Regions from separate parts of the Mus musculus genome. Here region 1 is linked to region 2. The links are chromatin contacts, found by POLR2A ChIA-PET in ENCODE. All regions are on one chromosome and are shown on one strand. The core of a region is the stretch at or near the end of the contact, and the rest is flanking DNA. Distances in the headings are between cores, read along the strand shown.

Region 1 (5,473 bases), core at 417-2,916, 100 kb after region 2:
GGTAGTCTGGCTGGCTGGCTGACTAAAAAAAAAGCCAGGGCAGCAAAGGGTGAGGCCAAAAGCTGTCAATTAGGAAGCCACATTCACCATCCCTCAGCCTGTACTTATTTGCACAAACTGGGACAATAAAGTACTTGCCATCAGCATCTAACGAGCTTATCATTAACATTCAATTGTCATCTTAACAGAAATGTTTTCATTTTTTAAAATTTATTTTTATTTTCTATGGACGTGTTTTGCTTTCCTGCCTGTGTACCACGTGTGTGCCTGGTGCCCTCAGAGACCAGAAGATATTAAACCTCCTGGAACTGGTTGTGAGCCTTCATGTGGTGCTGGGAATTGAACCTAGGACTTCTGCAAGAAAAGCTAGTGCTCTTAATTGTTGAGCCATCTCTCCAGTCCTCCATTTTAACAGATTTTTTTTTTTTTGAGACAGTGTCTCACTTCTACGTAGCCATGGCTGGCCTGAAACTATGTTGACCAGGCTGACTTCAAAACTTACAAAGTCTATGCCTGTGAGTGCTAGGATGAAAGGTATGTGACCACACCCTGTCATTTTAACAATACTTAGCCCTGCCCAGTTGCCTAAGAAAGGTAAATCCCCCTATCTGTCCGAAGATGGCAAATGTAGCCCGGTCTGCTTTACATAGTTGGTATGGCGACCCCAGTTTTACAAATGAGGTTATAGGCTTCAGTGGGGCAACCTAGTTCAGAAGCATGTAAGTCTAGGTACCAGGATTAGGGGTTTAAGTCATTTCTGATTCTAGCTAGCCATAGGCACTCTGGGGTCACACACACAATATACTGACTCTTTCTAGAAAGGGTTCAGATTTGGACCCATCTCGCTTCATCAGAAATCCGGAGACCGCCCAACAGCTGCAGACTTGAAGCCTCCGGTTCACTACTATCCACTCAAGCACCTCTGGGTGCTTCCCTTTCCTACATACTATGTCTGGCTGGATGTGTCTGTCTTACAACCAAGAAAACACGAGGTCCCTTCTCTAGTGGGATTGGGTGAGAATGTCTGGATGTCCTGATGTCAGAGGCTTATGTTCCAAACACAAGAGAGGTGCAGGGCTATAGAAAGGTTCCTAAAAATTTGTCGGATTCAGTCATTACTAGCTGAATTACTTATGTATGTATTTTGTGCTGGGAATGGAACCTAGGCACGGTAGGCAAGTCTCTGCCACTAAGCTATGTTCCCAGGACATCCAGTGAAATTTGCATTTAAGATACAAACATACTACATACTACGTCCAAGTAATGTTTGTGTGATACTTAGCTTAAGACTGATCGAGCCGGGCATAGTGGCGCATGCCTTTAATCCCAGCACTTGGGAGGCAGAGGCAGGCGAATTTCTGAGTTCGAGGCCAGCCTGGTGTACAGAGTGAGTTCCAGGACAGCCAGGGCTACACAGAGAAACCCTGTCTCGAAAAACAAACCACAGTTCGTGTTTTATCGGAAATGATGCTGGAAACCCTGTAGCTCCTCCGGCGTTTCCAGAGCTTGCGTCGGCGAAGGCGGAGAGACTCCGCATTTAAATGACTGGAAAGGCTTGAGCAGCAGTCATGAGCGAATGGCAGCTCTGTACAACACCAGGCCCGGGCGGAAGTCGCAGTGCGCACTTCCGCCAGGCGGGCGGTTGCCTGAGGGCAGTGACGTCGACGGAAGGGGCGGGTCCGCCGGGAGCCAGGCCGCGCTGTGCCGCGCCGGCCAGGAGGGGGCCGGAGCCCGGCCATGGCGGCGGCGGCGGGCGCCGAGGGGCGGCGCGCGGCTCTGGAGGCGGTGGCAGCGCCGGAGCGGGGCGGCGGGAGCTGCGTGCTGTGCTGCGGTGACCTGGAGGCTACGGCGCTGGGCCGCTGCGATCACCCGGTGTGCTACCGGTGCTCTACCAAGATGCGGGTGCTGTGCGAGCAGCGCTACTGCGCCGTGTGCCGCGAGGAGCTGCGCCAGGTGCGCCAGCGGGGCGCGCGACGGGGCGCGGGGAGGGCGGACTCCTGATGGCTTTGCCTGCTCGGTGTCCGGCCGCGGCCTGGCCTCACCCGCTCCCTCCGGAGGCCGGGTGGTCGGTCGGGGCGCCATGCGATCACCGGGCCTCCTGGGGCTGGGAGAAGCCAGAGGCGGCCGGGCTGGGGAAGGAGGAGCGATGTCTGTGGGAACTCTAAGCCTGGGGACTTTTCCCTATGACCTGGCTGCGGGAAGGGCAAGGTCAGGTCGAGAGCCCTCCTGTCTGTGAATCTTAATTTTTTCGGGATCGTCACTGAGGAGGAGCAGACAGCCAGGGGGAACCTCCAGACACTGTCTATTCTGGAAGCTGACTGCTCTGGAAAAAAAGGGTTAAACTGGACATTTCCAGACTAGTTGGGCTTCTGGGCCCCACCGGTGATCCTTAGCTCCTGAGACAGCGTTTCCATTTGTAGAGTGGAGGTGATACCAGGACCTGATTCCTAGGTGCTTGGTGGTCCACAATTTTAGGAAGTTTTCCTCCTCGTTACTAGTTCTAGCTTTGAGGCTTCCTTCCAGAGTGGTGGGAAGAGGATGTTTCTGGCTGTCTAGACTTGGAAATCCCGAAGGGGGTCAGAGGACTCCAGCAATGCCAGCCTTTGATGGGGAGTATCCAGCTGAACCTCCCTTGGTTTGCTGCCCGTAGAGATCTGTTTGCTTCCAGAATTGTGAAATTACCTTGGTTGGTTCGTGGAAGGTTTTGGCTAGTGGCTTCTGCCAGGGAATCACCCTTTCCTGTTCTTAGAAGTGATGCAGAGATAGAAATGATGCCAAAATTTTGAGTTTTTTTTTTTTTTTTTCTTTTCTTTCTGACCTTTTTCTTTCTCGTTGAGATAGGGTCTCACTATGTAGTCCTGGCTGGCCTGGAACTTGTTATGTAGAACCAGTATCTGCCTCCTGATTTCTGAGATTAAAGGCAGTGCACCACCATATCCCGTATTTGAGACAGGGCCTGTAGCTCTGGCAGTCCTGGAACTCATTCTCTAGACCAGACTGGCCTTGAAGTCACACAGATCCACCTGCCTCTACCTCCTGAGGGCTAGGTCATTCTCCACCATACCCAGCACACCCAGCTTTTCTTTCTTGATATTTATGTCAAAAGACTCAGCTGGAATCTGGAACATTCCCTAAGCATCTATGTCATACTGGGGAAGAGGGACTAGAAGACCCCAGACATAGTGTGGTGGAAGGAGCCTTACCCTACTGGATGAGATCTGGGGTTTAGAAACATCTCTGGAAGCTTTTGGCTGGTGTCCTACTCAGGGTCTTGCTGGGGCTTTGCTGGCCAGTCGTGCACACGCTGATGGGAAGGTCTGACACGGGTTTTGAGCACACATACCTGTAGCTTCCTTCTAGGAAGGGAGACATTTTGTAGGTCCTTATGTACGTCGTCCTGGCCTGGGCTCTGGGTCTCACTCAGGAAGTGAGTGAACATACATACATATGTCAGCTGTAGCCAGTGTCTGCCCTCCCTCAGTCTTCCTGAGCCTCACACCTCTAAGAGCTCTGTGGCAGGGGCTTTTGACATGAGCTGTTAGCTTGCCCTGGCTGGGATGTGGTTTGACACTCTGTGCCCCTGGCTAAGCCTGGGCGTCCTCTTAGACTTGTACCACCATGCTGGGCAGCAGGAGCTCTTTGGGAAGTGGGGTGAGATGGTAGCTGTCCAGCTCAGCCTCACCGTTTATCCTGATTCCCTCCACTTGTAACCTAGCGCCTTCACCCTTGTCCCTTACTGAGTCTTGTATTACCCTTTGAATATGTCCTGAATTCCAGAATTCCACAATGACTTAGTCCCTTCATGTGACTAAAAATTAGGAGGGATGTTTGTTAAGATGTTATATAAAGCTGGATGGGGGTGGCACACACCTTTAATCCCAGCATTCTGTAGCACAAGCAGGCAGATCTCTGAGTTCATGGCCAAGCCTGGTCTACAGAATGAGTTTGGACAGAAACTGCCTTAAACAAAACAAATGTGTTGAAGGGCCAGTTTCCTTTGCTGTGACACCTTGTATAGGCTTCGGGTAGGGGGCGGTCTGGGTGTAGTACAGAGACGGTATACAAGTTTGAAACTGCTGGTCTGGTGAAGAGCCAGGGCAATTGGACTCTTCAGTGTGCAGCTTAGGTGGGCTGCCATGTGGTGTGAGGCTCCTGTGCTGAGTAGTGGAGAGGTCTGTGCTCAGTCTTTCTTTAGGTACTTCTTGTGTTCCTCTGGACACATCTCTCTAGAGCCATTTTCTCATCCTGTTGCTCTCCAACTTGCCCGTCTCTGGACGGGCCACACCCCCACCCACAAGCAGGAAGTGGGAGGGGAATGCGGAGGGCCTTCCCAGGGTTATTCCAAGGCCCAGGTCGGCAGGCTGGACCTGATGATGCAATGGCATTTTCTGTTGTGAATGCTTGTCTGTCATCTGGTCCCTCCCACTCTTCTTCCTTTTCTGAGACAGTCTCACTATGTACACAGACTGGCCTGGAACTCGCAGGGATCTACCTGTTTCTGCCTCCTAAGGGCTGGGATTCCTGGCCTTTCCAAAGGCTCTCTGCTCCTGTCCCTTTTGGGCTCCCACCATACCTGTTTCTAACATCTGTGAGCACCTAACATTAGTGTTGTGCATAAACATACACACAGAAATATATATGCATAAAATAATAATTTCTTTCTTAATTTAAAGATTGCTTGCTTGCTTGCTTGCTTGCTTGATTGATTGATTGAGATGGGGTTTCTCTATGTAGCCCTGGCTGTTGTCGAATTCACTCTGTATACCAGGGTGGTCTTGTACTCAGCAGAAATCCACTTGTCTTTGCCTCTGGGATGTTGGGATTAAAGGTGCGGCTGATTTATTTTTCTTTTATGCATGTATGCATGTTTTCCAGAAGATGATGTTGGATTCCCCTAGAACTGGAGCTGCAGGTGGTTGTAAGCCTCTATGTGGGTAGTATGAACCAAACCCAGGTTCTCGGGGGGGGGGGGGGGGGGAGAAGGAAGCACTCTTTACCGCTGAGCCATCTTCCCAGCCCCTGTACACTTCAATGCATGATAGCTCACCTGTCTTATTGAGCACATGTTGCATGTGGAGGTGAGGAGTAGCAAGGCCTCTGGCAGACACCATCTGAGCGAGCTTCCTACCCCCTCAGTCTTCTCTGGAACTGGGTTGCAGATTCCACACAGTTGACTCAGAAGCACCCCTGCCTAACCTCTAGGTTGTGTGCTGCCTAGCCCATCCAGGGGCTCCCCCAGGTAGCCCAGCCTCATACCTAGACCCAGCCTAAGCTTTTGTCTCAGACCATGAGCCCTTTCCTAGGCCTCCTCAATGACTCCTTGGTTTTGTCCCCTTACAACCCAGGCAAATTATTGGCCCCACACTTCCATGTTCCTTTGTCCCCTCCTAACCTCACAGGAATGTCTCCAGGAAGAGAGGGTCCTGCTGGTTAGACCCCTGCCTTACTACACTGGGGAGCCTCCTGGCCACTT
Region 2 (5,548 bases), core at 2,277-4,776:
CGGTACAGGACTGAGTTGCTTGCAGATTCTGAGGTCCTTGGCTCTTCTACTGCAGTTTCCCCAGATTACTTATTTCTCACATCTTTCATGAGAAAATGTGTGTGAATTTGACCACAACCACTTCCTGCTTGGTGGCCCTGACCTTGGCCCCTAGCTGCCCGCTGTGTCTCAGTGCCTGCCACTGAAGGGCATCAGCAGAGGTCACGGAAGAGCAGCCTGCCTTGCTCTACTTTCCCTTAGAGATCTGTAACACCTTGGTCATTCTGAGCTCCCACGAGAACTTTTGCTGCTGCTGGCCAGGCTGTGCCCCAGTACACAGACCTACACAGACCAGCAAGAAAAGCCCTCTTGGGGACTGAGAATAGGGGTGGGGCTTGTGGGTCGAGAATGCTGGGAATCTCCTGGTGAGAACCAGATATGCCCTCAACTAGCCCAGAGCTCGTCTCCTGACTATCACTTACTCCTCAGAGACCTGTCCCACAACCTACTTCAGACGCTGGACATAGGGCTCCTGGTGAACCTTTCAGCACTGGTGGAGCTGTGAGTATCCCCTTCCTCATGACATGCCCGTCACACTAAAGGTTACTCAGGGCAAGCAGAAAGAGCTACCTGTCATCAGAAGGTTACACCTTGCCCCATCTTTCTTTCTTGCAGGGACTTAAGCAACAATAGGATTTCTACATTAGAAGAAGGCGTGTTTGCTAATTTATTTAATTTAAGTGAAATGTAAGTTTCTTTGTTTTTAGTGGGTCTCAGTGATTGGACTCCTGTCCCCATCACCTCCTCTGTCATCTTGCCCTGTTCCCTAGCCCCTCCCAGTTTTGAGAGCTGTGGGTAGTGGGAAGCTGAACTGCACCCCTGCTGGCCTGGTGCCCCACACCTGCCCCTCCCCTGCAGAAACCTGAGTGGGAACCCATTTGAGTGCAACTGTGGTCTGGCGTGGCTGCCACGCTGGGCAAAGGAACATCAGGTGCATGTGGTACAGTCTGAGGCAACCACGTGCAGGGGGCCCATTCCACTGGCCGGCCAACCTCTCCTCAGTATCCCCTTATTGGACAATGCCTGTGGTGAGTGCAGTGGGTGTGGGGCTATAGGACAGGGATGACATTTTTTCTTATTGGGCAGTACCCAGGGAGAGTGGAGCCACAGACTTGGTTACAGATGAGGCCCAGGGAAAGGCATACATGGGAAGATAGTGGCCAGATAGGGTCTAGAAGGCATCTTTGGGGGTGGCAGCTCTGACATGGATTTTAAAGAGGGTTGGTAAGGGAACACGATGCAGCCAGAAGAAAGTAAGTTCCTGAGACCACTGTCTCTCTCTGTTCCCAGGTGAGGAATATGTCGCCTGCCTCCCTGACAACAGCTCAGGTGCTGTGGCAGCAGTACCCTTCTACTTTGCCCATGAGGGACCACTGGAGACTGAGGCCTGCAGTGCCTTCTGCTTCTCAGCTGGTGAGGGCCTTGCAGCCCTCTCGGAGCAGAATCAATGCCTCTGTGGGGCAGGCCAGGCCTCTAACTCTTCTGCAGCCTGCTCATCCTGGTGTTCCAGCATCTCACTGTCCCTCAACTCTGCCTGTGGGGGCCCCACCTTGCTCCAGCACACCTTTCCCGCCTCCCCAGGGGCTACCCTGGTGGGGCCCCATGGACCCCTGGCCTCTGGCCAGCCAGCAGACTTCCATATTACTTCCTCCCTGCCCATTAGCTCAACACGCTGGAACTTTGGAGATGGCTCACCTGAGGTGGACATGGCTAGCCCTGCTGCCACCCACTTCTATGTGCTACCTGGGAGCTATCACATGACAGTTGTGCTGGCCTTGGGGGCTGGCTCAGCTCTGCTGGAGACAGAGGTGCAAGTAGAAGCAACACCTACTGTCCTGGAGCTTGTGTGCCCATCCTTTGTGCACAGTAACGAGAGCCTTGAACTTGGCATACGGCATCGTGGAGGCTCAGCCCTTGAGGTCACCTATAGCATCCTGGCTTTGGATAAAGAGCCTGCCCAAGGTGCCTACCCTCCTGCTTCCTCTTGTAACCTGGGTGGTAGGGCAGAGCCTGGCACCCAGCCTCATGCATACCCTGATGTCTTGTTCATTGCTTACCATACCTAGTGGTCCACCCACTCTGCCCCTTGGACACAGAGATCTTCCCTGGCAATGGGCACTGCTACCGCCTGGTGGCAGAGAAGGCACCCTGGCTGCAAGCACAGGAGCAATGTCGGACTTGGGCTGGAGCTGCCTTGGCTATGGTGGACAGTCCTGCCATCCAGCACTTCCTAGTCTCCAAGGTTACCAGGTACACCTATGCTGGAAAGGGCAAAATGGGTGGGGGTTGCTCAGAATTCTGGGTGTGGCCAAAGCCCTTAAGCCTGTAGAGGCTCAGGAGGAAAGCTGGGCAGCTGGGCCTTTGTGTACAGCCCCACAGGTGGCCTTTGCTGCCAGCTCTGTGTATGTAAAGGCAGATGTAGGTAGGGGCAGCTTCTCTAACCGTTTCTGGGAAGTGTCAAAGGTAGAACTGGGTCCTGGCCCCCAGACTTTCCTGTCTCTGTAGGGGAGGGCCCTGGGTCCTGCTGACAGGACTAGTTCTTGGTCACTGTTGATTGTATTTTCTCCTCTTCCTACCGCTGTGCTCACCCCCCACCCCATCCCCTGAGTACCTCCCTTCCCAATGCCACATGCTATCCCATCTGTGGAAAGCCTTTCAGGCTCCTATGCCCTGCGCAGGCTTGTGGGAACATATTCTTGGGCCCTACAGTCCTGTGTCTGGGTGGGTTGTAAGGGTATACTCCAACTCTCTTGGGTGATTGCTCCCTGGGTGGAATTGGAATACCTGTCTTGTGAGTGGTTAATCACATTCTTTACTTTGCCTGTGTGGTTGGAAAGGGGAAATAGAGGTCCAGAGTGGTTAAGACCTGCTTGCTCCAGAATCATCCAGTTGATGGGTAATAGTGCCCTACATGGAACCAGGGCTCCATTATGTCTCCCTCCCAGGGTGTGTGTCTAGGTTTGTGCCCACACCCAAGCATGTACCTTTGTGCATATATGTTCCTGGGTATGTACCTGTGCCTACGTTTGGCCGTGAACCTCTAGATTTTGCCTCTGGAGGGGCCTTCCAGTGTTGATAGTACTATCATGCAGCATGCATAGATGCAGTCTTGGTCCTCTTCTGCAGCCCTCAGAGTTTCCCTTCAGGTGTGGTGGTGGCCCATGATCCTTGGCCAAATCTGAGATGGGTCCCCAAGAAGAGCTGGTCCCATAGACATGATTCTGGATGAATGTGACTATGAGCCTGGGTTTGTGGTCCATGTTGGGTAATGTTTCTGAGGCTGTTTTAACACTTGAAAAATGAGGCTGATATGGCCCATTTACCAGGGTATTATGAAGAGTATGTCCTCAGAGGTCAAGCAGAGCTGCCCCCTGATGGCTTGGCCGTCCCTTGAATCTGGCCATAGGAGCCTGGATGTGTGGATCGGCTTCTCATCTGTGGAGGGGACAGAAGGCCTGGATCCCCGGGGTGAGGCCTTCAGCCTGGAAAGCTGCCAGAACTGGCTGCCTGGGGAGCCACACCCAGCCACAGCAGAGCATTGTGTGCGGTTGGGGCCTGCTGGGCAATGCAACACAGACCTGTGTTCAGCACCACATAGTTATGTCTGCGAGCTGCGGCCTGGAGGTATGGACTGCTGTGTGGCAGAAGCCATCCTTCTCTGTGCTTGTCTTCTAAGCTCAGTACTGACCATGAATGTTTGCTCTTGTGTCTGGGTTGGGACAAAACCAGAAAAAATAAGGACAGAGGAAACAAGATGAGAGGGGGCCAGATGGTTTTGCTAGGTGGCTTAGTCCTAAGTCCAGCTCCAACTTGAATGTTTCCCCAGTGTCACCTCTGCCTGGCTCTGGTACCTCATTGCATACTTACCACCCCTAGGGCCTGTGTGGGATACTGAGAACTTTGTCATGGGAATGTCTGGTGGAGGCCTGTCTGGACCTCTGCATCCATTGGCACAGCAGGAAACTGTCCAGGGCCCGCTGCGACCTGTGGAGGTAGGCCAGCCTTTCTGTGTTCTAGAACCCTTTGCAACATTACTTTACTGCTCTGTTGCTAATAATCAAAGTGGGAGCTGGGGATAGGGTTCAGTATCTGGGTTCAGTTCCTAGCACCTTAACCCTAAAAAAACAAAACAAAACCCCTCAAGTAGGTTTTGTTAGAAGTTGTTAAAATTGTTAGTGTGCCCAGTGTGACAGTTAGAAAAATATTTAAGAGTGAAGAAATGAAAAGCATCTAGTTCTGTTATCTGAAAAATTCTGCTTCTCCTGAACCTTTGCTCAGATAAATTTTTATTTTTTTCACACAAAGTCTTGTTGTATAGCCTAAGCAAGCCTTGAACTCATGATCTTCCTGCTTCAGGCATCCTGTTGTTCACAGCTGACTTTGATTTGGTTTTTCTTCCCAAGTGACATGAAATGAGGTTTAACCTTGAGAGGGCTATCCTTACACTGCCAGGGGTAGATGTTTTGAGCTGAGGCTGTCTCATCTCCTCCAGGTCATGGTGTTCCCTGGCCTGAGCCCTAGCCGGGAAGCCTTTCTCACTGCAGCAGAGTTTTCTACCCAGAAGCTTGAAGAGCCTGCCCAGATGCGGCTGCAGGTGTACCGGCCCTCAGGAGGAGCAGGTGGGGCTCTGAAAGGGAAATGAAGTGGAGGCTTAGTGGGTTGTCTGAATTTTCTCATGCCTTCGATTCCAGCCTCAAGGTAGAATGATGGCAGAGTTGCCAACTCCTGTTCCCTTGTCCCAAAGCTAGATCGGGTGGTACCTGATTGGGGATGATCTAGAGGCAGGGGAGTGATGGTGGAGACTGGGGAACTGCTTATCAAGGTTTGGTTTTATAATGGGTAAGTGGAGCATCCCTGATAGTAGCTTGTTAGTGAATCAGGCTCATGACATCCTTCCTTTCCCAGCAGCGGTCCCAGAAGGCAGCAGTGAGCCTGACAACAGGACTGAGCCGGCCCCCAAGTGTGTGCCTGAGGAACTCTGGTGTCCAGGAGCCAATGTCTGCATACCTTTTGATGCTTCGTGTAACTCTCATGTCTGCATCAATGGGTCTGTGTCAAGGCTGGGACTCTCTAGGGCCAGCTACACACTATGGAAGGAGTTCTTTTTTTCTGTGCCTGCAGGGCCTCCCACACAGTACTTGGTATGTGTCCTGGTGTGGGTCTCTGACCTATTCTTGAGGCTACTTCCCCCTATCTACCCAAGATGGTGGTCTCTCAACTAGATACCTTGCAGGCTTCTTTATATGCTCAATAGCCTTGCCCTGATGCTCTTGCCTGCATCCTGCGCCAGTGCCCAGTCTCATCTCCTTCTCAGGGCCTCTGCCCTCTGTCCTCTGTCTTCTAAGGGGGAACTTGCACTCTCATTTGGAGCAGCTACCTGCTTTCTAGCCTTATGTCCCTGAGAAAGTTCTTTCCACCTGTGGCAGTCACTCTTACTATATCTTCCTTGTGCATGTCCCCTATATTACAATGTCCTGTTTGACTCAGCCATGAGTGCCTTGAGGCAGGG

What was found. ChIA-PET counts read pairs that join two places held with the same protein, here RNA polymerase II (POLR2A).
Region 1: POLR2A ChIA-PET joins it to region 2 with 12 read pairs in embryonic stem cell. The contact joins the promoter of Zfp598 here to the enhancer-like site in region 2. POLR2A ChIA-PET finds 5 or more read pairs at or near these places in 3 of 5 experiments (Patski and embryonic stem cell).

Annotation. Positions count from the first base shown.
Region 1 is chr17:24,668,021-24,673,493 of GRCm38, forward strand. It overlaps Zfp598 (zinc finger protein 598), which reads left to right and starts at 1,667. Exons shown (of 12, transcript NM_183149.2): 1 at 1,667-1,953. The coding sequence starts at 1,738.
Region 2 is chr17:24,563,682-24,569,229 of GRCm38, forward strand. Pkd1 (polycystin 1, transient receptor poteintial channel interacting) reads left to right here. Exons shown (of 46, transcript NM_013630.2): 2 at 469-540; 3 at 655-726; 4 at 898-1,067; 5 at 1,330-2,001; 6 at 2,106-2,289; 7 at 3,446-3,663; 8 at 3,916-4,031; 9 at 4,532-4,658; 10 at 4,945-5,180. Among named protein-coding and RNA genes, the nearest start is that of Pkd1, 17 kb to the left of the region's middle. Within about 2 kb of position 3,527, at least 1 of the 3 ENCODE cell types and tissues checked has a DNase peak (open chromatin) inside an H3K27ac peak, as active enhancers do.